Linked DNA regions of Homo sapiens: all the other regions are linked to region 1. A link is a loop called in an ENCODE intact Hi-C map of the cell type or tissue named here. Cell type or tissue: Calu3. All regions are shown on one strand.

What was found. Hi-C counts contacts between places; a loop is a spot of excess contacts. Peaks named below come from ENCODE experiments on the same cell type or tissue, not always from the same donor. Only the 100,000 strongest peaks of a DNase experiment are listed, where the experiment ranks them.
Region 2: a loop joins it to region 1, with 2.2 times the contacts of the local background. A loop is called at or near these places in 3 of 110 quality-filtered maps.
Region 3: it touches region 1 in a loop (2.3-fold over the local background); 2 of 110 quality-filtered maps call a loop at or near these places.
Region 4: it touches region 1 in a loop (2.0-fold over the local background); 2 of 110 quality-filtered maps call a loop at or near these places.
Region 5: it touches region 1 in a loop (2.4-fold over the local background); 5 of 110 quality-filtered maps call a loop at or near these places.
Region 6: a loop joins it to region 1, with 2.1 times the contacts of the local background. A loop is called at or near these places in 5 of 110 quality-filtered maps.

The regions. Positions count from the first base shown.
Region 1 is chr3:136,815,971-136,820,970 of GRCh38, reverse strand. SLC35G2 (solute carrier family 35 member G2) reads right to left here and starts at 1,845. Exons shown (of 2, transcript NM_025246.3): 1 at 1,343-1,845. RefSeq lists silencers at 648-697, 1,761-1,820. In Calu3, no CTCF peak of the experiment used is centred here; DNase peaks (open chromatin) are centred at 660, 1,390, 1,910, 2,590 and 1 weaker place.
Region 2 is chr3:136,389,837-136,394,836 of GRCh38, reverse strand. The region is part of intron 22 of STAG1 (STAG1 cohesin complex component); the gene reads left to right. Among named protein-coding and RNA genes, the nearest start is that of PCCB, 140 kb to the right of the region's middle. In Calu3, a CTCF peak has its summit at 3,034 (motif pointing left); a DNase peak (open chromatin) is centred at 3,016.
Region 3 is chr3:136,543,668-136,548,667 of GRCh38, reverse strand. The region is part of intron 5 of STAG1 (STAG1 cohesin complex component); the gene reads left to right. Among named protein-coding and RNA genes, the nearest start is that of STAG1, 210 kb to the left of the region's middle. RefSeq lists an enhancer at 1,065-1,114. In Calu3, CTCF peaks have their summits at 1,773 and 2,795 (motif pointing left); DNase peaks (open chromatin) are centred at 1,157 and 2,817.
Region 4 is chr3:136,953,989-136,958,988 of GRCh38, reverse strand. IL20RB (interleukin 20 receptor subunit beta) reads right to left here and starts at 1,006. Exons shown (of 7, transcript NM_144717.4): 1 at 788-1,006. The coding sequence starts at 875. IL20RB-AS1 (IL20RB antisense RNA 1) reads left to right here. Exons shown (of 4, transcript NR_183729.1): 3 at 4,198-4,258. In Calu3, no CTCF peak of the experiment used is centred here; DNase peaks (open chromatin) are centred at 2,548 and 2,988.
Region 5 is chr3:136,993,083-136,998,082 of GRCh38, reverse strand. IL20RB (interleukin 20 receptor subunit beta) reads right to left here. Exons shown (of 7, transcript NM_144717.4): 6 at 2,527-2,669. Among named protein-coding and RNA genes, the nearest start is that of IL20RB-AS1, 13 kb to the right of the region's middle. RefSeq lists a silencer at 2,882-3,176. In Calu3, no CTCF peak of the experiment used is centred here; a DNase peak (open chromatin) is centred at 2,992.
Region 6 is chr3:136,927,863-136,932,862 of GRCh38, reverse strand. NCK1 (NCK adaptor protein 1) reads right to left here. Exons shown (of 4, transcript NM_001291999.2): 2 at 4,636-4,879. The coding sequence starts at 4,861. Among named protein-coding and RNA genes, the nearest start is that of IL20RB, 28 kb to the left of the region's middle. RefSeq lists a silencer at 2,289-2,489. In Calu3, no CTCF peak of the experiment used is centred here; DNase peaks (open chromatin) are centred at 892 and 2,402.

The DNA of each region.
Region 1 (5,000 bases):
TATATGTTGTTCTTATTAAAATTTACATTAATTCATTTTCCTTAAGCTTTCTTTAAGGAATTTTTTTGGTATCAATATCAATTTTACATCTTCCTAGACTTTTGTTCTGGAATGTAAATGAGTATAAATACTTAATTGCTCAGCCAAATACCAAACACTTCAATCCACAGGCTCTGTGCCTTTGGAACAGATGATTATGAAAATAAATGGCTCTGCAGAGTTCACATTTACTAGAAGTGTCAAAAAATAAAGATGGATTACAAAAGCTCTAAAAAATGTGTGGCTTGTAGTGTGTAATGGTTTTCAAAAGGGATGAGTGTATTTGCATGTGTGTTAGGTTTGTGCGTAAATGCACATACCTGTATCTTTCATAAGTATATGTGAGAATTCCTGTTTACGCTCATGGTGTGTACTTTCTCATAGGTAATAAAATCTGTTATGCATATGCTTATCTGTACCTCCAAGGCAAGCCACATTTGCTTTCGGGTTATGTTCAGGAAACCAGCCTCAACTTGTCTGAAAAGAGTTTCAGTGTTGGGCCTGCTCCACTCTGGCCACCAGCCATGGAGATGGGCTATTTTTGGCAAAGGTGCAGAGTAGAAGGGCAACGCAGGCCGCGGCCCAGGAAGTCAGTCGACGAGGGCGCGCGAGGCACTTCAGCACCACGGACATAGGCAAGCCTGAGCCAAGTCCTTTCCCGCGGAGGAAGATCGCTCCTCCGGAGCTACCCCCAGCCCTCTGGACCTACCCCCAGCCCTCTGGACCCACCCCCAGCACTCTGGACGTGGGGGGTTACTATCTCCAGGTCCTCGATCAACACTCGGACCCGAGCTTTCCGCCTCGCTCCTCGCGGAGCCGGGTGAAAGAAAACCTGGCCCGAGATGCAGGTCCGCGCTGAGCCTTCATCCGCCGCAACACGAGTCTCTTTCCTGCCGGCCCGCGCGACCCTTCTTCCCTCTCCTCCTCTCAAATGAGGCCAAATGGGTGCACGTGGCGTAGAAATTCTACAGCGCCCAGAGCACTGTGAGGAAAGATTCGCCTTTTCCTCCCCGTGGCTGCTGGAGGCTGTGCGGACTTGCCCTGAGCCTTCTCCGCCACTCTCGGCCGTGACGAGGCCCTTCCTCCACTAACCCTTGCCCTCGTCTTCCCTTGGGAAAAGATGTCTACAAACCGTCGATGTACCACGAAAATCTCAGCGCCCACAGACTGGCGTTCAAGAGTCATGGACATGAGACAAGAGAGTAATGGAAAATACAAATTCTTGGCCATATTTCTAAAATCATCCAGCCTTTTTTAAAACTTGTATTTGAAATTGATCCCATATGACGCCACAGTGACTCACCCCTTGCTTGGGTTGGCTACTGGGCGAGAGGAAAGCAACAGCCCCTGGCCTTCATCATGGACGCTGCAGGAGGGCCCAGACACGCGACAGCGGAAAGAAACGGGAAACCGGGCCGTAGCCGATGCTGGCCCTCCCGTCCCCGTGTCCCGGTTCTCCAGGAGGGCAGCACAGAGAAATGCGGGCCCCGCGGCCTTTCAGGCGTCGTGCAGAGCACCCCGAAGTCTGCAAAGCGGGCGGGGCGCGTCGCCCCCAGCCCGGCCCTTACCCAAAAAGACTGTTGTGCCCCTTAGGTGTGGCGGCTAAACGCGGGTGTGTGGAGTTCGGGGTCCGCTCTCATTCCCTTGTCGGGCGGCCGGGCAGGCAGGATCAAGGTCCCAGTCCGCCGCCGCCGACCGGCTCCCGGGGCCCGGTTACCTGCGTGTCGTGGCGAGGAAGGTGCCCCGGAGGCGACTGACGCGGGCGTGCCCTCGCCTGGGAAAATCGAGGCGGGCGCTGCCCGGAGTACTGCGGAGGGAGAGGGGCGCCGCCGCGCGGACTCTGCGCCTGCGCTCTCCGCCCTCCGCCGCCCCCACCCCACAACCTGACTGGCGCCGGAGTTGGAGACTGCGGGGGACGCTCAGGGTTGTGCCTGAACTGAAGGACTTCCTCTACCCGCGAGGTGGGAGGGTCCACGGGAAAGCGCCCGCCCGGGCCCCTCTAGCTTACGCCCTTGGAGGGCGCTTGTTTGAAGCAATTGCCTGTCTGCCAGGGCTACGTAGTCCGCTGCAAGTGGGCACGGAGGCAGTTTCTGTCCATTTCCACCCATTGTTTGCGCTTAAAAGTCGCAAGTCTATTCCTTCATGTTTAAATATGTGTCCAGCATCGGAAAATCGTGGTCCGGAAAAGTCTTCGGGCATCCCCGAGTCCACCCGCCATTTTACTGATAAGGTCTCTGAGGGAAGGGTCTTGACACTGCACAGCTGGTTCTTCTACCCAAGTGCATATGCCCCAGTCCCAAGTGGAATGAATATAGCCTCTTGGAAACAGACTGGTCATTAAAAGCAGTGGATTTGATGGGTCCAGGGGACAGGCAAGAAAGGGTAAGGGCTGAACCAAGGTGCTGGCTGTGGGAAAAAACAGGAGGTGCTTGCTGGTTTTTCCTCTGTCCCTTCAGACCCACTCTCCACTCTGCTCTGTGACTCAGGACTGACCTTTATGGGCTACGTCAACTATAATCTGGCTTTCAATTGGTTTTGGCAAGTGGGAGGCACCTGCAGATCAGAAGGCAGGATGTGATTCAGGACCTCCCCTGCATCCCCAGCGGGCCACCCTGTTAGCAGTGGCTATGTTCTTCATCTGAAAGCCATTACTCCCATCCTGTGGCCCTCTCCTGCAGTTTTCTCCAGGTTCTGGTTACCACTAACTACCCTTGCCCCTTCAGGCCTGGAGTGGGTAATGACGCCCAGAGGTTTCCTTTAACCCCATCCACACCTTTTTAAATAGTCCCTTCATTAAACTCTCCTCAACTATCCCATCTTTTCCCCACCTTTCCAGGACGCTATAATAGATTTTAGTCCATTGCGGTTGGCAAAATTCATGAGGACAAAAATATATGTAAAAGAAATACGGGGCTTTTAAAAGGCGAGAAGTCTTCCAGAGCCATCTTGACAGTTCCCTGGGCTCCAGGCAGCCAGCATGCTAGGTGGTCTCCCCACTGGGCCCCATAGCCCGAGGGTGCTAGTTTAGGTAGACCCAAGAATGGAATTCAGACTGCTCATAAACAGTGTGATCACCAAAGGGCTGGGGATCATTTCAGAGTCCAGCATAACAGGATTTTGGATTCCTCTTGAGGTAGAGAGACAATCTAGATCTTTATAGAGCAAGTGCTGGTGCTCTCCCAACTACAGCTGGGCTGCTTTTGAATGAGTCAATATTCTTAGGACACTTAAGAGAGTCCTGGAAACAGTGTCTGACAAGTGTGCTTAACAAGAAACTGCTGAGTGAGGCAATTGTCAATTGAGAGCCTCTGGCTGTTTCTGTAGAAAATCCAAGAATGTTCCCAAAGAGGGGGAAAAAGGCAAGAGGGTAGGAAGTCATTAAATTGCCTCTAGCACACTATGGTGTGCTTGGTCTGAATCCAAAATTTGACCATTTCTCGGGCTTGTAAAAACAACCAAACTGATTTGACTACTTTGATTCCTTCCCCATCCCCTTGAAAAACAAAACAAAAACAAAATAAACAAAAAACCCACCAATGCAGTATCTTAGCAAGACTTACCCAAAGGGACCCCCAGCTGTAGCTATTTGCAAATAAAATTAATGTCCAAGCAAACACACTATTTGTACTGAATACAAATGAGACCAGAACAGAACATTTAACATGTAAATATTTCCAAACTTTCACCCTTCCAAAGAGAAAGGATCATTTGTTGTTCAGACATGCATTAATTGTGCTGATCTCAATAAGGAATAGAGGTAAAGAAGCAAAAGGAGCCTCAGAAGGCTCGGCTGATCTGCAAGGCTCAGATTTTTTGTTTTGGAGAAGGTGGGATGGGGTGGGGATAAGGAAGGCGACCAGCAAAGTTTGAGTAAGGGAGTAAGAAAAAAAGACCTGGAATGAGCTGACTAGGAGAGATGGTTTCTGGGAGTTTTGAGAGAGTGAGACTAGGGATTTAGCACAGCTGACATTCTGAGTGACACCAAGGTATAGAAAGATATGAAAGAGGATTTTTAGACATTTTGTGATGTTTAATAAATGGAATTATTTTGTGCTATGATACATAGGGCTTTTCCTTACAAGTGTCAAAAACTTAAACTCAGACTGATTTAAGAAAAGGAGTATATTTGGCTTAATAACTGAAAAATCCATAGATAGGTAACTTCAGATATGACTAGATTCACGAATGCAAACATTGACATCAGGACATGATCTCTCCTTTCCTCTTTGTTGACATCAAAGAGTTTGTTTTCACATAGTGATTTCTTGCCACCTCCCCACCTTTCCCCAGTGTTCAACTTATATCATCTTTATAGCTAACCATTCCAAAAGAAGCAGAGCACTTATTTCCCAGTAGTTCCAATAAAATATTGAGCTTATGTTTCATTAGCAAACTCATATACCTTAATCTAGAGACAGGGCCAGGCGCAGTAGCTCATGCCTGTAATCCTAGCACTTTGGGAGGCCAAGGCAGGCGGATCACCTGAGGTCAGGAGTTCGAGACCAGCCTGACCAACATGGAGAAACCCGTCTCTATTAAAAATACAAAATTATGGCTGGGTGCAGTGCCTCACGCCTGTAATCCTAGCACTTTGGGAGGCCAAGGCGGGCGGATCATGAGGTCAAGAGATCGAGACCATCCTGGCTAACATGGTGAAACCCCATCTCTACTAAAAAATCCAAAAAAATTAGCCAGGCATGGTGGCGGGCGCCTGTAGTCCCAGCTACTCAGGAGGCTGAGGCAGGAGACCGGCGTGAACCCAGAAGGTGGAGCTTGCAGTGAGCCGAGATCACACCACTGCACTCCAGCCTGGATGACAGAGCGAGACTCCGTCTCAAAAAAAAAAAAAATTTAGCCAGATGTGGTGCCACATACCTGTAATCCCAGCTACTCAGGAGGCAGAGGCATGAGAATCGCTTGAACCCAGGAGGCGGAGGTTGCAGTGAGCCCAGATCATGCCA
Region 2 (5,000 bases), 430 kb after region 1:
GGATTACTGGTGCCTACCACCATGCCTGGCTAATTTTTGTATGTTTAGTAGAGACGGGGTTTCACCGTGTTGGCCAGGCTGGTCTCGAACTCCCAACCTCAGGTGATCTGCCTGTCTTCGCCTCCCAAATTGCTGGGATTGCCTGTCTTCGCCTCCCAAATTGCTGGGATTACAGGTGTGAGCCACCACACCCAGCCACGCCTGGCTACTTTTTTATATTTTTTGTAGAGATGGGGTTTCACCATATTACCCAGGCTAGTCTCAAACTCCTAGACTCAAGCAGTCCACCCGCCTCAGCCTCCCAAAGTGCTGGGATTACAGGTGTGACCCACTGATTTTCTTTATGCCAGAAAGAATGCTGCAGCATCTTTTATGTGTTTTATTCAGTTAATTACAATTTATAGTTTTATGTGCATTTATAGCATATGTGGAATTTTTCTTACTTAGGTATTTGTCTCTCAAGTTATTTCTTCTCATTTTGAAGTTGTTGGTAGTTTCTTTAAAAGTCCAGGGTATATTCAGTAGTCATCGTACATCAGTTCTGTCTATAATTTTAAAATGGTTCTCTAAGTGATAATCTTCAAAAGCATGAATTTTTAAGACACATGCAAACTTTAAAAATTCATGTTTCAGCTGGGTGCAGTGGCTCATGCCTGTAATTCCAGCACTTTGGGAAGCCAAGGCAGGCGGATCACGAGGTCAAGAGATAGAGATTATCCTAACCAACATGGCGAAACCCCGTCTCTACTAAAAATACAAAAATTTGCTGGGCGTGGTGGCATGGGCATGTCCCTGTAGTCCCAGCTACTCAGAAGGCTGAGGCAGGAGAATCGATTGAACCCAGGAGGCGGAGGTTGCAGTGAGCCAAGATTGCATCACTGCACTCCAACCTGGCAACAGAGCGAGACTCCGTCTCAAAAAAAAGAAAAATCCATGTTTCAGGCTGGACACAGTGGTTCATGCCTGTAATCCTAGCACTTTGGGAGGCCAAGGTGGGCAGATCACTTGAGGTCAGGAGTTGGAGACCAGCCTGACCAACATGGTGAAACCCTGTCTCTACTAAAAATACAAAAATTAGCCAAGTGTAGTGACACATGCCTGTAGTCCTAGCTACTCGGGAGTCTGAGGCAGGAGAATCGCCTGAACCCACAGCAGGTAGAGATTGCAGTGACCTAAGATTACACCAGTGCACTCCAGCCTAGGCAACAGAGTGAGACTCTGTCTCAAAAAAAAAAAAAAAAAAAAAGATGAAGCGTAGGAAGGGACTTTGTTGTTGTCATTACCTTATTGTTTTACATTTTGTTTGCTCGTTTGTTCATTTGTTTGTTTTGAGACAGAATCTTGCTGTGTTGCCCAGGCTGGAGCTCAGTGGCATGATCTCAGCTCACTGCAAGCTCCGTCTCCCAGGTTCAAAGGATTCTCCTGCCTCAGCCTCTCCTGAGTAGCTGGGATTACAGTCACCCACCACCATGTCCGGCTAATTTTTGTATTTTTACAAAAGTTGGCTCAGTTTGTAATGCCAGGACTAACAGTATATGGAGGACTTCTGTGATAATGCACCTAAAACTCTATCCATTTTTTCCCCTTAATTTTTTCCCTGAAGTTTAAATGTAGTATGGTAGATACTGGGATTTTTATATATGTTAAATGTATTTAATATTTGTAATGTTGGTCATTTAGAAGCAAGCTGAAAGTTTGTTACGTAAAGTAATTTTGTATTATTTTGTTGAGAAAATGTTAAAATGAAATGGGTCATTTAGACAGTGAGGGAGCAAGCCAGCCAACCATTATTTGTTTTTCTTTCTGTAGTCATTTATACAGTTATAGAAACATTTAAATCTCTCAAGAGGTCACATATTTTTATTAATAAAATATGCTTATTATTTTTTGTTATAAAATACAAGGTAGAGTTCTCATAAATTTGAGCTCTCCTACTTCAGCATATGCTTATTATAAAAGAAGAAATACAAAAATAGTAATATAAACAAAATAAAACTGACTCTTACCACTTGTAGATAACCACTGTTAATATTTTGGTGTATTTTCTTTTCTTTTTTTTTTTTTTTTTTTTGAGACGGAGCCTGGCTCTGTCACCCAGGGTGGAATGCAGTTGCACAATCTCGGCTCACTGCAACCTCCATCTCCCAGGTTCAAGCGATTGTCCTCCGTCAGCCTCCCCAGTAGCTGGGACTACAGGCGCATGCCACCACGCTTGGCTGACTTTTTGTATTTTTAGCAGAGACGGGGTTTCACCGTGTTAGCCAGGATGGTCTCGATCTGCTGACCTTGTGATCCACCTGCCTCAGCCTCCCGAAGTGCTGGGATTACAGCCATGAGCCACTGCGCCCAGCCTGGTTTATTTTCTTTAGTGCTTTTTCTTTAATATATTTGTAATTTTATTGAGATTACAATGTACTTTCAATTTTTATCTTCTCTTCAATTAACATATTTTCTTCAGTTATTAAGAAAAGTTTATAGAGAATATTTTTAATATATGCATAATCTATTGTGTAGCTATACCGTAATTTATTTTACCTCTCTCCGCTCTTAGATATTTGGGTTTAAATATTTTTACTAATAAAATTAATGCTGTGATGATGGGCATTCTGGTGCAAAAAGCTTGTTCTGTGTTTTTCATTGTTTCATCTTGTATTATATTCTTAGAAATGGAATTGCTAGGTCAATGATTGTATATACTTTTAAGGTTCTTGATGCATACTGCCAAATCGCTTTTTAAAGAGTACTTTTCTAAAATTTTTTTTCTTTTCTATTGTCATAAACACTCATTCAGGAGATTATGAATGGTAGTTATAATTGAAGTTTAAATTCAAGTTATAATTTAACTCAACAGTAAACACTATTAAATAAAGTTTATGAGAAGACTATATCAAGAAAAAGCTTTGATCGTTATTTGAAATGGAAGTGCACTGGGTTTCACCAATAGGTTTTCCTCTGTTCCCCTGATTCCCAGAGTTGGAAGCTCTGGGGCAGTCTTACAGGTTATGCTAAGTATACTTTGCTCCAGTGCCCCCTAGTGCTGGTCCTGTGGAAGTAACCTTCATTTTTTCTTTGTAGCAGAAAACATCCTTCTTCCTTCAGCTCCTTCTGGACATACACAAAGACATTTAAAGAGCCAGGCAAATAAGAGTTAGGGCTAAAATGGGCCGGGCATGGTGGCTTACGCCTGTAATCCCAGCACTTTGGGAGGCCGAGGCGGGCAGATCACAAGGTCAAGAGATCAAGACCATCCTGGCCAACATGGTGAAACCCTGTCTCTACTAAAAATACAAAAGTTAGCTGGGCATGGTGGCGTGCGCCTGTAGTCCCAGCTACTTGGGAGGCTGAGGCAGGAGAATCGCTTTAACCCAGGAGGCGGAGGTTGCAGTGAGCCAAGATTATGCCACTGCACTCCAGCTTGGCGACAGAGTGAGACTCTGTCTCAAAAAAAGAAAAAAAAAAAAAAAAAAAGAGGGCTAAAGTAATGCCCTATTACTTTCTTTGGCCTGCGGATCTAGAATTTATCCTTATTTTTTTTCTCTCCTGGGAGGAGCTGTCCTGCTTTCTGTAGTCTTATATTTGTGCTACTCTCTCTGCCTTACCCTGCATGTTTCTATTCTAGACTGCAATAGGGAGGGCCTGGGCCAAACATCCCTACCTCTGGACCCTCACCCTATTTCAAATCCTTTATGTCAAAGAAAGTCAATATACCCTAGGTAGCTACAAGTCCAATTATTATTGAGGTATTTAGCTGTAAAATTTGTCCTTCCATCACTGTCTTGACTAAAGGTTCTCCTCTGAAAATTCCAACTTGTTGACCTGCAAACAGACTGGAGAAAAGAGCAGTAAGGGTGAAGGTGGGACTGATAGTGGCCAAGCCCCATGAGAAGACATGTTTAACCTTGCTGTCCTTCCCACAAACATGCATTCCTACAAATGTGTTAGAAATAGGCTCAGATGTGTAAAAATCTACAGGCTGCTTTCTGTAGCTCTTTCTTTTCTCTTCCCTACCCACTCCTTCAGAATAGCAGTGAGCAAGAGATAGCTCATTAGAGTCCTGGCCCGGAATTCCTGTAATAACAAAATACAGATAGCAACTCCCTATCTGCAGAGTTAACTGCTTTGAGAGGAAGGGAGTGGGGCCAGGCGTGAGAAATAATAGTGATCCTTGTAGGAACAAATTTTTAGTCGCATGTAAGCATTTTATTTCACTTCTTTTCTTAGAGAATCTTTGCCCCCACCTTTTATTTATTGGAAATTCTGTTCCATTAGTTAGTTCTAAGCCTTTCCTTTCGGTCGTTCCATGACTCCAGAGTTGTTCTTTAATACATGTGTTCCTGTTAATATTATGTCCAATCACAAGTGCCTGATTGGCTGGTCTAGAAAAGTTAGAGAAGAAAGATACAGGTCTTGTTTAATATCCATTTCATGTTCAGCTCTCAGAATATTCATTTAAAAGAATCTGGAATGTAAAAGTAGGTGTCTATTCATACCAAATTCAGAACTTCTCCAAAATTATATTCAACCCAATATTTTAAAATTCTCTGAAAACCAGAAATAAATATCTTCGATTTAGAAAATGACTTACAAGTCATGGTTTCAGCATTCCATTAAGAGTACCATGTTGTGTTTGCAGCCCTGTTCCTGAGTCCCTAGATATAGAGGCTTGCTTGCTGGTAGGGAATCCCCTCTTTAAAAATAGCATAAGGGGCCGGGCGTGGTGACTCACACCTCTAATCCCAGCAATTTGGGTGGCCAAGGTGGGCAGATCACAAGGTCAGGAGTTCAAGAGCAGCCTGGCCCATATGGTGAAACCCCATCTCTACCAAAAATAGAAAAAATTAGTTGGGCGTGGTGGCGGGCACCTGTAGTCCCAGCTACTCGGGAGGCTGAGGCAGAAGAATCGCTGGAACCCGGGAGGCAGAGGTTGCAATGAGCCAAGATCATGCCACTGCACTCCGGCCTGGGTGACAAAGTGAGACTCCATCTCAAAAAAAAAAAAG
Region 3 (5,000 bases), 270 kb after region 1:
GAAAGACATCCATGAATTGGAAGACTTAATATTGTTAAAATGTCCATACTGCCTAAAGTGGTCTTACCGATTCAGTGAAATTTCTATCAAAATTCCAATGGGATTTTTTGCAGAAATAGAAAAATTCTGAACTTCATATGGAATCACAGAGAACCCTTAATACCCAAAACAGTCTGAGGAAGGAAGAACAAAGCTGGAAGCACCACACTTCCAAACTTCAAAATACGATACAAAAGTACAGTAGTTAAAACATCAGCTGGGTTCAGTGGCTCACACCCGTAATGCCAGCACTTGGGGAGGCTGAGGCAGGCAAATCACTTGAGCCCATGAGTTTGAGACCAGCCTGGGCAACATGGCAAAACCCTATCTCTACTAAAAATACAAAAATTAGCCCGGGCATGGTGGTGCTTGCTTGTAGTCCCAGCTACTTGGGAGGTGAGGTGGGAGGACCACCTGAGCTGGGGAGGTCAAGGCTGCAGTGAGCCATGATCATACCACTGCACTCCAGCCTGGATGACAGAGTGAGACCCTGTCTCAAAAAAAAAAAACAAAACAAAACAGTTTGGCACTAGTATGAAGATAGGCATAGCAACTAATGTAACAGAATAGAGAGCCCAGAAGTAATTCACGTATGTATGGACAACTTACCTTTGACAAGGGTGTCAAGAATATACAGTAGGGAAAGGATAGTCTTTTCAACAAATGGTGTTTGGGAAAACTGGATATCTACATGCAAAAGAATGAAATTGGTTTGGACCCTTACCTTACACTTTAACTCAAAAATCAACTCAAAATGGATTAAACAATTAAACGTAAGACCTGAAACTTACCGACTCTTAGAAGAAAACATAGGGAGAAAAGAGCTTCATGACATTGGTCTTGGCAATGAATTCATGGGAATAACACCAAAAAGTGTCTGTGGATGGATGGATGAATGGATAAATAAAATGCAGTATATACATACAATAGAATATTATTGAGCTTTAAAAAGGAAGAAAATTCTGCAATATGTGACAACCATGGATGAATCTGGAGGGCATTATGCTAAATGAAATAAGCCAGCCACAGAAAGACACAGAAATCAATCAAATAACTGCTTGATTACACTTACATGAGGTATGTTAACTCATGGAAGGAGAGAGCAGAAGGGTGATTGCCAGGGGGAGGGGGAAGCAGGAAGTGGGAAATTGCTAATAATGTGTATCAAGTTTCAGTAATGCAAAATGAATTCATTCTAGAGATAAACAGTCTGAGAAAGTGTCACAGTGTAGAGGAGTCTAAGAAGACATGACAGCTACCACCTTTGGTGGTATTCTGGAACAAAAATGATACTAGGTAAAAACTAAGGAAGTCTGCATAAAGTATGGGCTTTAGTTATTAATGTTATCAGTATTGGCTCATTAGTTGTGACAGTTGTACTATACTAATGTTAGGTGTTAACAATAAGGGATACTGAATCTGATGTGTATGGGATCTCTATACTATCTTTGTAACTTTTCTGTTAGTCTAAAACTATTCTAAAATAGAAAGCATATTTTTTAAAAATGCTATAGGAATTCAGTTAAGAAAAATTCCTTGAGACTGAAATACTAAACCCAACCAGTTCTTTTCCTCACATACATAAAAGTTTTGTAAAATGAAAAATAGGTATTCTAGGCAAAAGATGAGTTGAGAAAATCTTAGTGGCACCAGACAAAAGTTGTGAGAGACTTCAAAGTATACTTGAGATTATCTGGGACCCCTAGTGACATAGCTTTGAAGCACAGGTTGAAGAAACAGGACTTGATCATTTATGCAGTCTGATAAGAAACTGCTAAAGAATCTTAAGTAGTCTCAAATATTTAAATCTTAAATTATGTAACTGGAGCCAATTATACAATGTCATCTATAAACAAGGTACTTGCTAAAACTTTTTGCTCTATAATTTATGGATTTGTATACAATGTGGGCAGCTTCTCTTTGCTTTTTCACCCTGAATTTAGAAATGAAACCTGGCTCTCCCTATATCAGATTATTTCACTCATGGCCTCATTAATTAGAAAGGAGAAGAGTTCAGCCTTTTCTACTCTCTGTTTTCTACTCCTTGCTTTTCCATACCATGCGATGAAAGGTAACAATCTTCTCTAGAATTACTTTTTATTGTTATCATTTTATTTCTCCCTTTAGTTCCCTATGACTAAAATTTTTTGGTTGACATTTTGTCTCTAATGTGTAATTTTTGCCTGAGTTCTCGATTTTCTTTAATAATATCCTGAAAATTTTGGGACTTTCTCTACAAAAATACATAGACATGAATTTTCGTATGTTTTAAAATGGTTCATAGGTACTTTGGAGTCCATGTGCCACAGGTCAAGAAACCCTGCCTATCTTGAATCCTATTAATAGTCGTAATAGAACTGAGGTGGCAGACAGACATTATTTTTCTTACAGTCATTTCTTCTAAGTCTTACGTGAACAACATTAGCACTGATATGAACTTATTTTAATAGTTCTTGAAGATATGGTGAAAATACTTTGGACATCTTTGAACAGTTCTATAGCTCTAGCTAGGATAGTGCTTGCTTTTGGCCCTGGGCTATACTAGCATGGCTCAAACAAGCTCTACAATTTGATATTCTAGTATTTGGTAAAGTTTCTGTTCTTGGTGTAGATGGACTGCATCCTGTGCAGTCTTGAAAGATTAGTTAACCGGTACTCACATGTTATGTGCCAATACGTGATTTTTAAAAACATTTACTTTAATGTTTTACTTATCTTTTGTATTTAGAAAGGAAAAAATACATTAGTTTTTTTTCCTCCCCCACAAGGACTGTTATAAAGTGAAGGCTGCCATCTAGAGACAGACTCATCATTGGAGATGTAATCACAGCAATTTCTGTTTTCAAGGCATTCTAAAAAATTTATAAGTATCAAAAATGTATCTTTATTCATAATTTGTGAGGGTTTTTTTTTTCCTTTTTGCACATACTGTTTAGACAGATCCCATGCATCCCAAGATATTTACGATTAAGCTTGAAAGGTATCAAAGTGTCTCTTTCTTTACCTCTTCCCCAGACCCCCTCCTCAAATCTTGAAAAAGACTCTTAAATGTAGTCACTGCATTACTAGGTAACTGTTAAGTTCTACATTTCTGGTATACTGATATTTGTTTAGTGAATCCTTCTCAGTTTTAGTAGACTCAACATTTCTTCTCCTATCCTGACTCAGATTTTTTCTACCAATCCATCCATATTTATGTCTAGTCTTGATTTACAGTTTGCTGTTTATCAGGCTAGGTTATATAAAAATGAAACTAAAAATGGCCAGGCACGGTGGCTCACGCCTGTAATCCCAGCAGTTTGGGAGGCCGAGGTGGGTGGATCATGAGGTCAGGAGTTCGAGACCAGCCTGGCCAACATGATGAAACCCTGTCTCTACTAAAAATACAAAACTTATTGTGTTTTTAGTAGAGAATAATTACACGTGGTGACGTGTGCCTGTAATCCCAGCTACTCAGGAGACTGAGGCAGGAGAATCACTTGAACCCGGGAGGCGGAGGTTGCAGTGAGCTGAGATCGCGCCATTGCACTCCATCTTGGACAACAGAGCAAGACACAATCTCAAAAAAAAAGAAATAAAAAAATAAAAAGTTAGATGACAATAAAAATGATCCTGTCATATGCTTGGATTATCTCTAGTACATAACTAGATTACATTTTATTTATTAAGGCGCTATAATCCACTCTGTAAAAGAAGAGCTTTAAAATGATTTATACATGGAGCAATTACTTAGAAAGCATCTGCTATTTGGAAGGATCTTTTGCTAAGTGTGTTAGACAATGTTAGTGTATTTCAATCACACTTAGACTTCAGTAATTTGAGGTAAGCAAGAATGGTGTGTCATAAAAGCTATAAACTTTTTTTTTTTTTGAGTCTTGCTCTGTCATCCAGGCTGGAGTACAGTGGTGCAATCTCAACTTACTGCAACCTCAGTCTCCCAGGTTCCAGAGATTCTTGTGCCTCAGCCTCCTGAGTAGCTGAGATTACAGGCATGTGCCACCCACACCCGGCTGTTTTTTTGTATTTTTAGTAGAGATGATGTCTCGCCGTGTTGCCCAGGCTGGTCTCAAACTCTTGATCTTAAGCAGTCTGCCCACCTCAACCTCCCAAAGTGCTGGTATTATAGGTGTAAGCCACCACACATGGCCAAAAGCTATTATTAATATAAACTTAAAAGAGCCTTGTGTTATATTTGGATAAATTGTTTTGCTGCTGAGTAAAGTTCTGTCTACTTTCAGTCTTCTGTGTACTTGTGTACCTAGTTGGAGGGATGTATAGAAGGCTTGGAGTTTATGCCCTGGCTGACATCATAGAATAGAGGAGGAGAATTGAAAATGACTGAGGAGGGACAGGGTTGAGACATTTCTCTAAACTGTGTGGTTCATATATATGAGGATAAGAAAGTTTGCTGGGTCCTTCTTGACTTTTCTGACAATTTACCTCATCATTGTCTTAACTTACCCCTATGATAGGTACTAGGCATTTTGAACAGGGTGTTTAGTGCTGTTGGACCTGATATGTCTACTCTGGAGGTGGATGCTATAGGTCTAGGTGATGGGAAAACCTCTGGAATTACTTTCCCTGGTTTTGGGATAAAAGAGGTAGCTCGTCTCTTGAAACAGTATTTGAATCTGTGCATACGTAGGAATCTGACTTCCTGTAGAACTCAACTTAGGAACTGGAGCTTTTAGCTTGCTTCCAAAATGGGCACGATAATGTATCAGAAAAAAAAATGAATGCCCAAAGTAGGAGAGTCTAATACTGAGTATCTTTTATGTTACAGGTGCAATGCCAAATACTTTACATTTGTTATCTCATTTAATTCTCTTATCATCCTTATTTGTTTGAATGTTTCCCATGTGCTAAGTAATGTTCCAGGCAGTAGCAGTTAGAACATTGAAGAAAGGCTCTCTGCTCTGCAGTGATATTATCACCACTTAAAAGATTAGAAATCCTAGTTT
Region 4 (5,000 bases), 140 kb before region 1:
TTAAATTAGTTCTGTGTAAAACACACACACACACACAGAGAGTGAGACAGAGAGACAGAGAGAGAGAGAGAGAGAGAAAGTACTCAAGGCTCCCATCAACACTGCAAAGTGCCTAGTGTCTTGGAGTATCAAAATTAGAAGTTTCTCTTAAACGTGATTTGACATGAACAAACATCAAAGGCTACAGAGTTCCAATTTTAAGACAATAAAGCAGATAGGTACAAGCAACCAGGAGTGGAGCAGAGAAAACTATGTAATCTCACTGGCAGGGGAAATGTCCCAAACCAAATATTTTTTAGAATGCTATGGAGTACCTTTTCTTCAATGACCAGTAGAGAAATCCAATTTTTATAAGTCTCGTATCCAATGTTAAGCTCACAAATTGTCTTTTTATTCATGTGTATTTTGCTAGAATCTTTGTTTTAATTTGTTCTTACAGTTAACATCTCCAAGACACACACAGTAAGTCTGAAAGAACTACATTGCACTATATAAAACCAGACGATGAGATAAGTAACAAAGTGCACAGAGCTCTGCTTTTATTTATTTTGATGATTTCTCTTTCTAGATTGTTGTGTGGACATTAAGAAGAGAGATTTCCAAACAGAATGCAGGCCTTTTCTTTGGGATGTGGGAATAGAGGTTTAGGAGGTGATAAATCTTTTGTAAAACAGATATACGATATTCTATACACATATTTCAACCCCAGGCCCTGGGAAAGTATTTTTTGCCTTCTTAACCTATATTCAAGGCCCAAACTATTGGATGTATTCTAATTCATACTTACCTGTGAGCAAACATGGAATCAATGCGTAGAAAAACCACATGAAAAGACTTGTCCAGATTTCTTCTAGAACCATTGTGAAAGTCTGCATTTGGTAGACTCAGTTTGACCTAGAACATTGTTTCTTTCCAAAATAAAGCATTCTGTCCATCTCAGCCATCTTTCTTCAGAATGCATATGTTGGAGCTGAGGTCTGAGTCGCAGCGAAGCCTGAATTGTTCTAGAGCCGGCCCAGGAAGCTCAGAAAGGGCGGGCTCCGAAGCACCCTCCTTTCTGCCCAAACCCAGATGTTGCATCAGCAGGGAGTGGCCTAGGAGAGTTCCAGAGAAAATGTAACTTTGGGGAGCTTGAGAATCTGCCTATGAGCAATACCCGGACCACAGGCTCTGTCCTAAAGGACTCTGCACCTCCCTAAAAGCCAATGAGCAGGCAGGATTATCTCCCTCCCTCATTAAATAGCTGTCCTCTTCCAAGTTTCTCTCTGTGAGTTCATTCAAGCTGGGTACTGACTAGCTCTTTTTTCTAATATGTACCCACTTCAGAAAAACTAAAGATATTTGAAAAAATTTAAAATACCCTTCTAAAAGTCAGGAGGGTAAAGAATAATATATAGCTTCATATTTGCATGCATTTGCAAAAAGAAAAACTAAAAGAAGATATAAGAAATGAACAAGATTGGTTACCTTGGGGCAGAGAAAGTGGGAATTGGAAAGGTGGAAGAGAAAAATGGGAACAAGACTTTTGACTGAATATCTTTGTATATCGTTTGATTACTGAGTCACGTGAATGTATTACTGAAAAATTAAAACCAATTTCAATAGGTGGAAGAAAAACCTTGTGATAGTATTTAGCCCTTTAAAATTTAGCCCTTGAAGGACTTTAACCACCCTAATGTGCAAATACAATAGTGGAATAAACATGGGTTCTAGAGTATAATGTATTTTGGTTCAAGTTTCAGAACTTACAATGTAACCTTGGGAAAGTTGGTCATTTATTTATTCATTCAAGAAACCTTCACTGAAGGCCTACTATGTGCTAGTTCTTAGGAATTCAACAGTCCATTCCCTCAACAAGAATTTCCCAACTAGTGGAGAAGATAGACACGGGAATAATCATAAGTCAATTTTTAAAATGAAGGGACAGCAATATTCGTAAGGAAACATAGCATCACTAAAAAGAAACATCTAACCCAGTTTGTAGGATTACAGAAAGCTTCCTGGAGGAGGTGACTCCAGGACTGGGTGTTAAACTCTGGAAAAAAAAAAAAAAAATCAGCCAGGAATGTTGTTTTTAGGAAGCAAGAAGAAGTTTGGTGCAACACGAGAACAAGGTTGAAATGGCGAGAAATAGGGCTTAGTGGCAGACAGAAACAGGATTCTAGAGAGTTTTGAATGCCTTATTGAGGAGCTTGGAATTTATCCTGAGAGGAATGAAGGTCAAAGGAAGGGTTCAAAGCTCAAATATGACCATGTCATTCCCTGCATTTGAGCTTTAAAAAGTTTGTGACTAGGGTGGAGAAAACAGCACAGGGGGCCAGATTGAAGGCAGGAGGGCCATGAGGGAGCTATGGTAGTGATCCAGGTGACAGACATTGTTGGCTTCCACTAGGTTTCTCATGTCTGCAGAGAGAAATGACCAAATTCAAAAGATAAAGAAGATAGAACTGATAGCTCCTGGATATTGAGTGCATTAAGAGGGCTGGGGAGGAGGAGCCAAACATGGCTTTCAGGTTCTGAGTTTGGGTAACTGGGTGGATGGCAGCACCTCAAGTGAAATAATGAAGTGGGTGGAGTGTGGTCAGGACAGGCAGGATTGGGGGTGCTATAGAAAAAGGCTGCAAATGTTCAGCTTGCGAAATTTGAGCTTAGATGCTTATATGGGCAGGGGAGTCTCTAGTATATAAATAATCTTTGTCTCAGGTTGATTGGTGTCAACTTTTTAGTTGTGTTTCTTTAGGCAAGTCATTTAAACTATCTGCTTTATGGTTCTCATCTGAAAATTGGGAACAATTATAATAGTGTCTGACTCAGGGCTGTTGTGAGGATTAAGTGAAACTTAGAACAGGATCTGGCACAAAATAAGTATACAATAAACATTGCTGTATATCTTTTTACCACACCATAGTCAAGAAAACCTGGTGCATATTTTCCTTGATTCCAGCACTGTGAGTCAGTGGCCACATCTGTACTTTGACCTCTGGTCACTAGCTGCTTGTACAGTCTCTCACTGCTCCTCTTAAGAGTGCTTCATACATGGCCTCAACGTCTGTCCCCAATGTTACCTTTGTTCTCCATCTTGGCTTCCTGATTCCTCTCTCCTAAGTTCGCTTCTGCTCACAGTTCCAGCATGTCAAAAGTTAGCAATATAAGCCAATGTGTACTGGATATCTATTATCTGCCAAGAATGTCCTAAAGGGTTTCTACACACTATATACATGTCCATATATTATACAACAGACTTGCAAGGTAAGATATGATTTGATTCTCCACTTTTCAGGTGAGAACACAGGGCTCAGGGAAATTAACTTACTGTAGATCACAGAGCTATTCAGGGATGGAAACAGGAATTCTAACTGAGGTCTGCATAACTCCAAGCTTTTTTCACTCACTTTAACTGCCTCCCAGTTAGCATCAAAGGAATGTGTCTGAGGGACACAAAGGAGTGATCCAAGAGATCAGCAAAGGCTTTAGGGAATAGGTAGACCTCAATATGAGGTTCCGGATGTACCAATTGGATATGGGTAGGAGGGGAAGAGAGGCACACTGTTCATCATTCCTTTTGGGAGAATGATATGAGCAAAGATGGAAAGGTAGAGGGGAATACAGACTGAATTAAGAAGATGAAAATGAAAGTAAACAGAGAAAATGGAGGAAAGAATAAGAATCATTTAGCTATGCTGTCGGAGAAGAAGAGTTGTTTACCAAACTTTGAAGTGTTACGATGGCTAGTTAGCTCCACCTGCTCATTGGTCCCTGTCAAGACACTCCTGTCCAGCACTACAATGCTCTGGCAAGACAGTACTGCCTGCCAATCCTTCATAAGCCATTGCACAGAGTCTGCCCTGGGTTCAGCACACCTCAAGGGGCACTGAGAGATAATGCCATCTGCCTGTCATATTTTTTGAACAATAATCCGTTTCAAGCCTGGGTCATGACCCAACAAGTAACTCAGACCACCCACCTCTGCCTGGGCTGTATCTTTGGGTGAGGACTTCTGGAGGGCTGTGCCTCACCTGCTAGCCCCTAACATTCCTGGATAATCCCTGACCCTGATTTTGCCTTTCTCTTCTGGCTTTGAGGTGCCCCTCTATAGAAAGAGAAGTTGTAATGTCTTGTCTATGCAACATGCACAACGAAACTATTCTCTATCCTGTTTCCTGCACTTCTCAAGTTAATTTCTGGTGCCTTCCACAGAGTTGGAGGGTCATCCATGTCAGAAGATAAACCGCTGGAAGAATAGACCAATTTCCTATAGGTAGGTACAGTTCAGAAATAGGATTTTTTTTTCGATTACACTATTTGCCACTTAAATCTCTGATATTTAATTATGGAAGGAAAAGCAAGCAGAGAAAAGGTTTTATGAAAAGGTAGAGGCAGTGGGGAGGGATGGGAAGTTTTGTGGCCAAGGAAGAGAACCCTAAGCTCTCTGTGCCCTGCAGGGCCAGGACTAAAATTAAGGGAAGCACCTAGGGCGCAAAATCTGAGGCACTCACTCTTAGGGTTGTGCAAGTCCAGGATAGGCCCTGTGTCCTTGAATGAACTATGTGGTCAATTATTACAGTCCAGTAATCTTCCTTTCCCCTACTTAACACAAAATAGTTCCTTCCCTTTGCATTAAGATTCTTAGATATCTATGTTCTGTCTTGTAGCACTTCTGACATTTAGTTGGATTTCACTGTGTCTCTATTTTTTCTTTTTAGAAGTAACACAGGGAATTTAAATAGCGGAATTCCACTTGTCTTAGACTCTTCTAATTCATGCTTCCACCAAGACTGTTCCGGGTGGAATTTTTTTTTTTTTTTTTAGATGGAGTTTCGCTCTTGTTGCCCAGGCTGGAGTGCAATGGCGTGATCTTGGCTCACCGCAACCTCCACCTCCCGGGTTCAAGCGATTCTCCTGCCTCAGCCTCCCCAGTAGCTGGGATTACAAGCATGTGCCACCACGCCTGGCTAATTTTGTATTTTTAGTACAGACGGTGTTTCTCCACATTGGTCAGG
Region 5 (5,000 bases), 180 kb before region 1:
AAATGTTAATGGAGGCCAGGCACAGTGGCTCACACCTGTTATCCCAGCACTTTGGGAGGCCAAGGCGGGTGGATCACCTGAGGTCAGGAATTCAAGACCAGCCTGATCAATATGGTGAAACCCTGTCTCTACTAAAATACAAAAATTAGCCGGGTGTGGGGGCATGCACCTGTAGTCCCAGCTACTCAGGAGGCTGAGTCAGGATTCCTTAAACCCGGGAGGCAGAGGTTGCAGTGAGCCGAGATCATGCCACTGTACTCCAGCCTGGGTGACAGGGTGGGACTCCGTCTCAAAAAAAAAAAAGTTAGTGGACTAAAAATACCAATTTAAAGGCAGAGGTTGTCAGAATGGATTTATACCAAAAAATAATTATAACAGAAAAGACTGACTATATGCTGTCTATAAGAGACACACCTTAAATATAAATATACAGATAGATTTAAAGTAAAAATATGTAAAAAAATAAAAAAGATATACCATACAAACAGTGAGCAAAAAAAAAAAAAAGATATACTGATATCACACTAAGGAATATTACCAGAGGTAAAGAAGAACATATCATAATGATAAAAGACTCCATTACTTGGAAAATCATAACAAAATCTGAATACATTTAAATGTCAAAATATGAATACACTTAAAACAGAGCCTCGAAATACATTAAGGAAAATCTGACATAAAGAGAGAAACAGGCCAGGTGCAGTGGCTCACGCCTATAATCCCAACACTTTGAGAAGCCAAGGTGGGTGGATCATGAGGTCAGGAGTTTGAGACCAGCCTGGCCAACATGGTGAAACTCCTGTCTCTATTAAAAATACAAAAATTAGATGGGTGTGGTGGCAGGCGTCTGTAATCCCAGTTACTCAGGAGGCAGGAGAATTGCTTGAACTCAGAAGGCGGAGGTTGCAGTGAGCCAAGATTGCGCCACTGCACTCCAGCCTGGGCGATGACAGCGAAACTCCGTCTCGAAAAAAAAAAAGAGAGAGAGAGAGAAAAACAGATATGCCCACACTCGGTGGCATTTTGATATCCTACTCTCAATATTAAAACAACTATACAAAAAAAAATGACAAAGATGATCTGAACAATACCACGAAACATTTTGACCTAATTGATATATATAAAACACTTCCCCAATAACTGCAGAATACATATCCTTTTATGCTTCAAGGTACTTTGAGACCCTCACGTTCTTGCTAAAGGGTAATAAAGGCCCACCCTGTTTCCCAGGGTATGATATATCCCATTGCCTTTATGCATAGCAGTAAGCCATTCGTGATTCAGAGAAGGATGGAGGGGGAACTGATAAAAAGGACACTGCCAAGCTTTATGAAAAGAAATGAGTCAATAAATATAAAGCCTTAGAACAGTATCTGGCACTTAGCTCTGTACTAGTATCAGCTAACATCGTTATGACTACCTGGAAGTATGGGAAAGAAGGGAGATCTGGCATTAGGATAACAGAGTGGAGGGGTGTCCTGAAGACTGAATTATAGTAAGAATTATTCCTCCTGTTTAGGGAGAGAAAGCAGGGCCACAGGGATGTCACAAGGATGACTCCTTTCAGAAAGAGTGACTCCAGGCTGATAAGGAGCTATGGGCATGTATAAGTTGCAGGTAGTTCTGGCTTTAGTTGCTTTTCAGAAGCTGACACTGGCTCCCTCTTCCCAGGAGAGAACTGTGAGAATTCCCTAGGGTGACAGGGATGGGGCTTTTTGATTTTGTTTTTGTTGTTTTTGTTTTGTTTTGTTTTATTGCACTGCTTTGTGTGGTTGAGGTCTGGGGGTTGGCGGGAAACATCTGGAGAGGCAGCCAGAGAACATGGGGGAGCTGTTGGAGGCCTGCTTTTGTGTTTCCCCTACGATTGCATGGGTGCATGGGTCCTATACCCACTGGAGAGACCCAGACCTGTGGTCCAGGGCCCTCAGGAGTAAGATAAGAATTCTGACCTCATGAGGATCTGAGAATACAGGTAGGGTCCCCTAACTCAGGCAGTCACTATCAAGGTCCAGGTTGCTGTCCCTTCACCCCACCCTACCCCACCAAAATCAAAACACAGTCCATGCCTCCCATGTACATCTTCTTCACTCTGAGAACAATGAGGCTTTTGGCATGTGAATTGAATAAGTTGGGTTGGAACATGTTATTGGGTGTAGCTGCTGTTACAATTGTGGGAAGAGGCCAAGAATGCTCAGCAGGCCAGTCTGGGAGGGTAAGACCATGAGTGACTCCTGCAATGCTGAGCATCCTGGGCTGGGCAACACATCTTCTCTCTTTGCCATCCCAGGTCCTGGGAGAAAGCAGAAGTGGCTTGCCTCAGGAAGGTCACCACGCCCTGGAGAAGGGAGATTTCTTCCAGTACCTCTAGTTAGAAATGAAGTATTTTATAAGTATTCCTCTCCCCTCTCTGTGCAGATGCCTATAATCTCATGATAGAAACATGGAAACATGTGCCCATGCCCAGCTAAGGCCCAAACTACATCTGGTCAGTGTTATACTGAAAGGAATAAAGAACTACTCTATTACCAAGGTGTCTGGGAGGACCACCACGGGGCAACAGGAGTACTGGAGCAGCCGGCCCATTTTCCAGACGAACAGTGGCACGACCACAAGGATCAGCATGAAGCCAACAAAGGCAAACAGGGCCAGTACCAGGGGAATGGCCTCTCCTGGAAACAAAAGATAAAAACAGGCTTAGAAAACAGCAGCAAAGATTAAAACTTCAATCCTGAGCCTCCCCCGGTTTCCTGGAGTTGACTCTGCACATTGGCTAAGACGGCAGATAACAGAATCCTGAGATTTGATGTGTGCCCTAGTGACCAAAATTACCACCATTAAAAGCATTTTTCTAGAATCCAGATGAAGGCATGGTTTCCAGAAAGCCCCAGGGAAGATTAAAATCTTTTCCTTGTGACACAAAAGGGAGGAGTATCATGTGTTAAGCCAATTGCTGTGTTAGCACGTACCTTGGCACCACTGCCAGGAGGAAGGCAGAGTGCCAAGCCCTGGGCAGGATGAGGGGGAGGTATTGAAAGAGAACAGCACAGAATGGGGCTGGGCGGTAACTGAAAACAAAGTGTGTTTCACAATTCACTCTTGGCATTGATTCATGTTATGGAGGAAATTGTTCAGAAAACAGTCAGAAAATAACTACAATATATCAAGCCCCTATTTTGTAGGCTAGGGCTACTACTGCCTTCCAGAACTATGCTGGGGGCTGGACGTGTAGTTGCTTGTTCTTCACAATGAGTGTGAGTATCCCTGCTTTTATAGAAGAGGAATCTATGCTCAGAATGGTTAAGTGAGCTACCCCAGGTTACCCAGGTAGGACTGGCTCCAAAGCTCACAGTCATTCTACCAAATAATTGTAGCAGAAAAGGCCCGATCTGAGCATCTGGAGATGCAGAAGAGGGGACAGGTTATTTTCCCATCTCTCAGTTCTATGTAACCTTGAGCAACTCCATTAGCCTCTCTGGGCCAGGCTACTCACCTGCAATGTGAAGGGTAGCCCAGTCAATGAGACTGGAGAAGCTGGTGGACTTGTGGCTGGGGGCACTGTACATTGTTTCCATGATTTTGGAAAATATTTTGGTGGTATGCATCAAGAGATACACCAGTGTTCATACCCTTTCATCCACTCCTGCAATTTTTTATTTTTAATTTTTGTAGGTATATAGTAGGTGTATATATTTATGGGGTACATGAGATGTTTTGATACAGGCATGCAATGTGAAATAAGCACATCATGGAGAATAGGTAGCCATCCCCTCAAACATTTATCATTTGAGTTACAAACAATCCAATTACACTCTTTAAGTTATGTTAAAATATACAATTAGGTTATTGTTGACTATAGTCATCCTATTGTGCTATCAAATAGTAGGTCTTATTCATTCTTTCTGTTTTTTTCGTGCCCATATCCTCACTTCTCCCCAACTCCTGAAATTTTAATTCCAAAAACTAATTCCAAGGAAGGAAACAACTATATACATAAGTCAGTTCTTAGCAACATCTGAACTAGAGCAACAGCCTTTCATTTACATATATTGACATATAGATTTTTTTTTTTTTTGAGACAGTCTTGCTCTGTCACCCAGGCTGGAGTGCAGTGGCGCAATCTCGGCTCACTGCAACCTCTGCCTCCTGGGTTCAAGCGATTTTCATGCCTCAGCCTTTCCAGTAGCTGGGATTACAGACGTGCACCACCATGCCTGGCTAATTTTTGTATTTTTAGTAGAGACAGGGTTTCATCACAATGGTCAGGCTGGTCTCAAATTTCTGACCTCAGGTGATCCACCTGTCTCGGCCTCCCAAAGTGCCAGGATTACAGGCATGAGCCACCACACCTGGCTCTTTAAAAATGAGGGAGAACCATCATTCTGAGCAAACTATCGCGAGAACAGAAAACCATACACTGCATGTTCTCACTCATAGGTGGGAACTGAACAATGAGAACACTTGGACAAACAGCGGGGAACATAACACACTGGGGCCGGTCATGGGGTGGGGGTTGGGGGAGGGATAGCATTAGGAGATATACCTAATGTAAATGACGAGTTAATGGGTGCAGGAAACCAACATGGCACATGTATACATATGTAACAAACCTGCACTTTGTGCACATGTACCCTAGAACTTAAAGTATAATAAAAAAGAATGAGGTAGATCCATATGTATTGACATGAAAAGATGTTCACAATATACTACTGAGTGAAGACAAGCCAAGTACAGAGTAGTAGGTACAATATCATCCCATCTATGTGTGTGAGCATTGGTACCACACAGACAACGCCTGGAAGATTAAACGCCAGACTCACCAACGGAAACCTCCTGAGTGATGTGCAGGAGAATGGGGCACACTCACCTCTTTATTTATTTATTAAAATGAGACGAGGTCTCGCTATGTTGCCCAGGCTGGTGTTGAACTCCTGGGCTCAAGCAATCCTTCTGCCTCAGCCTCCCAAAGTGCCGGGATTACAGGTGTGAGCCACCATGCCTGG
Region 6 (5,000 bases), 110 kb before region 1:
GTTTCTTCTAATTCCTTAGTCAACTACAATTCTGTTCCCATGTTTCTACTTCTTCAAAACCAATTTCTCACTCATTGCTTTCGCTCAATTCCTATGACACACCTAAGACTGCTTAGTTGTTTACCAGGATGTAAGACTTTTAGAGTTAGAAGGGACTTTCCAGGATCATTTAGTCTTGCCCAACTCTCTCTTTTACAAGGAACAGAAAATCAGAGAAGTTCAGTTATATTTTGCAGGCCACATGGCTTGTAAGTGATATGTCTGGGAACAGAACTAAGAAATACCACATATAAATATATGGTATTCCTTCCATTACAGGTTTTTATTTAAATTTTTATATGTCCATCTGTTCACTTCATCTACATGAAATAAATTATTTTTTATTGTTTTATTTAAAACATTGTACAATTTTTGTTTTCAAAGATACTCTGGCTGCCACACAAAAAGCACATAATACTCTGTTTCTTCTACTTTATAAGCCCATTCAGGTAGGAAGTAGATGAATAGCCTGTCTCTACTCTGACAAACTGCCTGGCAAAATAAATAAAAATTTGGGGTTGCTGCAGGGATTGAGCAAAGAAACATTTTGGTTACAAATTTCAAATCCTGACTCCCAGTCTGCAAATGCATTAACTATCAACTTCCTAAGACTCAGCAAAAAGAATAATTTTACCACTGTATTGATGATATATATTGAATCACTGTATCAATGATACAATGGATTCTTTTTTTTTTTTTTTTTTTGAGATGGAGTCTCGCTCTGTTGCCCAGGCTGGCATGCAGTGGCACAATCTTGGCTCACTGCAGCCTCTACCTCTGGTTTCAAGTGATTCTCCTGCCTCAGCTTCCCAAGTAGCTGGGATTACAGGCACCCGCCACCACGCCCAGCTAATGTTTGCATTTTTAGTAGAGACAGTGTTTCACCATGTTGACCAGGCTGGTCTCAAACTCCTGACCTCAAGTGATCCACCCACTTCGGCCTCCCAAAGTGCTGAGATTACAGGCTTGAGCTGCCACGCCTAGCCACAATGGATTCTTTTTATGTCATTTCTGGTTGCTTTATGGTCAACATCACTTATGACTAAATCTAGATATGAAATCCACTGTATTATTAATAACAATCATCATATACCTCTCCACCAGAATGTAAGATTTGCTAGAGTTAGTATTAGTTTTTCACCCTATGATTTCTGCCTGGCTTGGAGTAGGCTCTCAATAAGAATGTGTTGATAAACAAATGAATGAGCAAATAAGTAAGTTCTTCAAAGGTAAAACTTACCCAAAAAATGAAAAATGCAAAGATCTGAAATTTTAGTAACTCCCCAAAAAGTAAACAGAAGAGACATATTCCAGAGGGAGTCACTAAAGCTAACAAATGAGTCTTCACATTACAATTACAACATTCTTTTTCAACAAAGTGCTTATTCCTTTTCTCTTTTGCCCTTTTCTCTGGAATCTCTTGTCAGGTTACTCTTTGTTTCCTTAGGCTTGTTGTGCATAAGAGACTTCTATAATAATTCCTCTGTTCATTTTTCTAGAAACACCAAGCAAATGTTCAAGGAGATCAAATTAAGTTCACTATAAGATCATAAGGAGGCCACTAGCAGAATCAGCAGAATTAGGCTCTTATAAATTATTATTAGTTTTACTTCATGACCCAAACTCAATAACAGTCAAGAATTCACTATTTTCCTCTTGGTTGTATAGCTGTTCTCATAACTCATATCAAAATATCAAATCTCACATTAATCAAAACATCAATTTCTAGCAATACTACATTAATTAAATAAAAATATTCTCTTTACTAGTGTTTTTATTAAAGATTATCTTTACACTGTTCCGCTAAAAAAAAAGTAAGCAAAAAGTAGTTAAAAAAAAAAAAGTTAATTCCAAAGTTGAGGATGAAGAAATTTGTTCACCTAATCCTTTTTATCTAATGTTTTTAATGTTTACAATTTATTTAATTCACTTCAAATGTCTGTGCTAAGTTGAAAATTACTGAATTAGAACTGCATCAAACTCAAACCATTTATATCCTTTCTCTACTTGTTAAACATTCATGCTAAAACATTTTAAAATTATTTTACTTACCAAGTCGAAACTACAATTTTTGGATATATCACCAATCATTTGGTTTATATTACATACACATAATGTAGTAGCTTACATAAACCCACCAAATAAGAGTTTTCCTTTAAATTTACAAAAGCAGAAAATCTAATTCACAACTTCAAGAAAACAGTGGATTTAATAAACAGATTAACTTACTGAAAAAATCTTTAAAGACGTTTAACCAATCCATTTTGAGTAAAAATTCTGTGTTCTGTCAGTTTGTTAACACAGCTCAGGATAATTCTCAGTGAGCTTCCTCGTCTGTTCTGCAACACTGAAACTTCCCACACCCAATCCATGTGACCTGGCCCACACCCAGGCAATAGAAAATTTTTCTGAGGCTTCTCTTTCCAAAACTTTTTTTTCCTCTAAATTATAACACAGCCTGTATAACAAGTAAATAATCATGGCCAAAAATATGACCTTATTATTCAGACTTATTTTGGAAGATGCTTTAAAGCATATATATTTTTTATAGTTAAAATATATTCATGAATTAATCCTTTTGTTTTCCCCTTTTCCTTCTCAACTTTCAAACAATGTCTCCACCAGCACAACCATTGCGAAACAAATCCATTAATTACACCGGATATTTAAGTTACCAAAAAGGGATACAGAAATTATGAGAAAAGGGAAAAGTTTATCTAATGTAAAAGCTGGACTTATATCTCTTTACAGGTTAACTACAGATCACTAACTCAAAACAATGTTTCCAAGCACCCTGGAATAAAGGTAGCAATAACTGTAATACAGTAATAAAGTTAACAGAGATTTCCTAAGACTTAAATAGAGATAAAATCTTGATAAAACTGTCTCAATAACATCAGAATACTGTAGTACGGAATGCATCCTGGAGTATTAACAAATAAAAATTATATTTAAATGGGATTTTAGATTTACATACAGTAATACCTAATACTGGACTACTTCCCCCCTTTGCTCTATGATAATAGTTTTTTCACTATATTTTGTTAATTACTGTCACATTCACTCTAATCCCAAGATACCAGTGTCCTCTTAAAATGGAACAAAAAAGTCTAACTGGGTATGTCTTAGTACCCTGTGCACGTATCACTATGAGGCATACTTTCTTGACAGAAATTACCTTAATTTCTCCCAATATCTCTAATCATCATGCTTTAAATAAATTCCAGTATTTACAAAACCAGTATTGCTGATTCTAACCCTGGTCTCTTCTGCTACTGAAGGAAAATCTCTTTCTGATTTGTCTTCCATTGAAAAACTAAAAATAATGGTCTTAATCACAAAACCCAAAAGTATTTAAAAAGTTACCTCAGCAGTTAAACATCACATTATATCTACTTAATTACCTTTAGAACACTGGAAATATTTTTATCTCAGAAACTGATAATCCACTACTTTATATCTTACTCCAAATTGTACTATATTTTAGTTTTTGCAGTTTTACAATGGTTAAAAACATTAAATATTTGTATTTTATTGATAATTAGAAGAACATTCTAGAATAACAATAATGTTGAATAAGAATAAAAACTAAGCTGGGTATGGTAGTAAGCATCTGTAGTCCCAGCTACTCAGGAAGCTGAGGTGGGAGGGTTGCTTGAGCCCAGGAGTTCAAGTTTGGCCTGGACAACAGAGCAAGACTCCATCTCTACAAAACCATAAAAAATAAATAAATAAAAACTAATGTAAAGTAGTGAGTCAACAGTATTTCATATTTGTCAGTCATGCTATATTGCTCCCAAACTGTCTGCACAAGGAGAAATTGTACTTTTCTTCTACACCTAGACAAAGAACAATTACGCAAATAGCATGTTTGCCTGAACACCAAAAATGAAATTCTGTCCCTCCCAATTCCTTCCTGTCAGCTAAGGAGAGTTTAATTTTTTTTTTTTTTTTTTTTTTTTAAAGAAGAGGCCATTCCTTGCCCATGCATATTTCCTTCCTATCAGCTTAGCCAAGTCCAGTGTGAAGTGGGCTCCACTGTCTCAGGCCCTAATGGAGGGCCAGTAAAAATAAAAAACAAAAACTTTGGAGAAATAAAGGGAAAAAGAGAAACAAAATAGAAAAGAGCTCTGTAGGTGCTAATGTACAGTAATGATCCACAGTTCTCTTATCAAATAGAAAAACAAAATGGAGGGTTTTAAGTGAAGTTCAAAACATAAGGTCATTAGATGTTAAAATTCATTATGTGCCATGTACATAAGTTGCCTTGGTGCCAAAGAGGCAATTCTGCCTATAAGTCTAAACTCCAACAGTGATTCATGGTTCAAAAAGCCCCTGCTAGAAGGTGAGAGTTAGTTCTACTCATTGGTATCACTCTGCCTTGACTTGGAGCATGGGCCTAGATTTACAGAAACTGCATGTTAACACTTATGACCTTCACTGGTCTTCTGGGTTGACCACCTGCTATGACTCAAACTTACCTAGCCCTTGCCTTTTCAAGTCAATTATGCACACTGCTGCCAGAATTATGTACAAAGAACTAAGTTGCAGGTTTCATTTAAAACAAAGTTGCTTTTCTTTTAAAAAATATCTTACCTAAGGTATCCTTTAGGTTTTTCACAATAGATGCTTTCCGAGCACTGTTTTTCCTTTCCACATAGTTAGAAGGCACAAAACCTGTTTTATTCATGGAATTTCGAACTCGCCACCAGGACTTAGAATCATCCAGAAGCCATAATCTCTCATTCTTCTTGATGTCCAACTCTTGTTCTTGTTGGGCCACATAATCAAATTTGGCTACTACCACCACTTCTTCTGCCATCTTTCAGCAGCTTCAGCACTGTAAACACATGGAAAATATTTTTATGTAAGGTTGAGGTAGTATTAGTTCACATGCTTTTCAAAAGAGACACACCTAAAAATCTAAAGACATAAAGATGAAAAGTAAAAAATATGGAAAA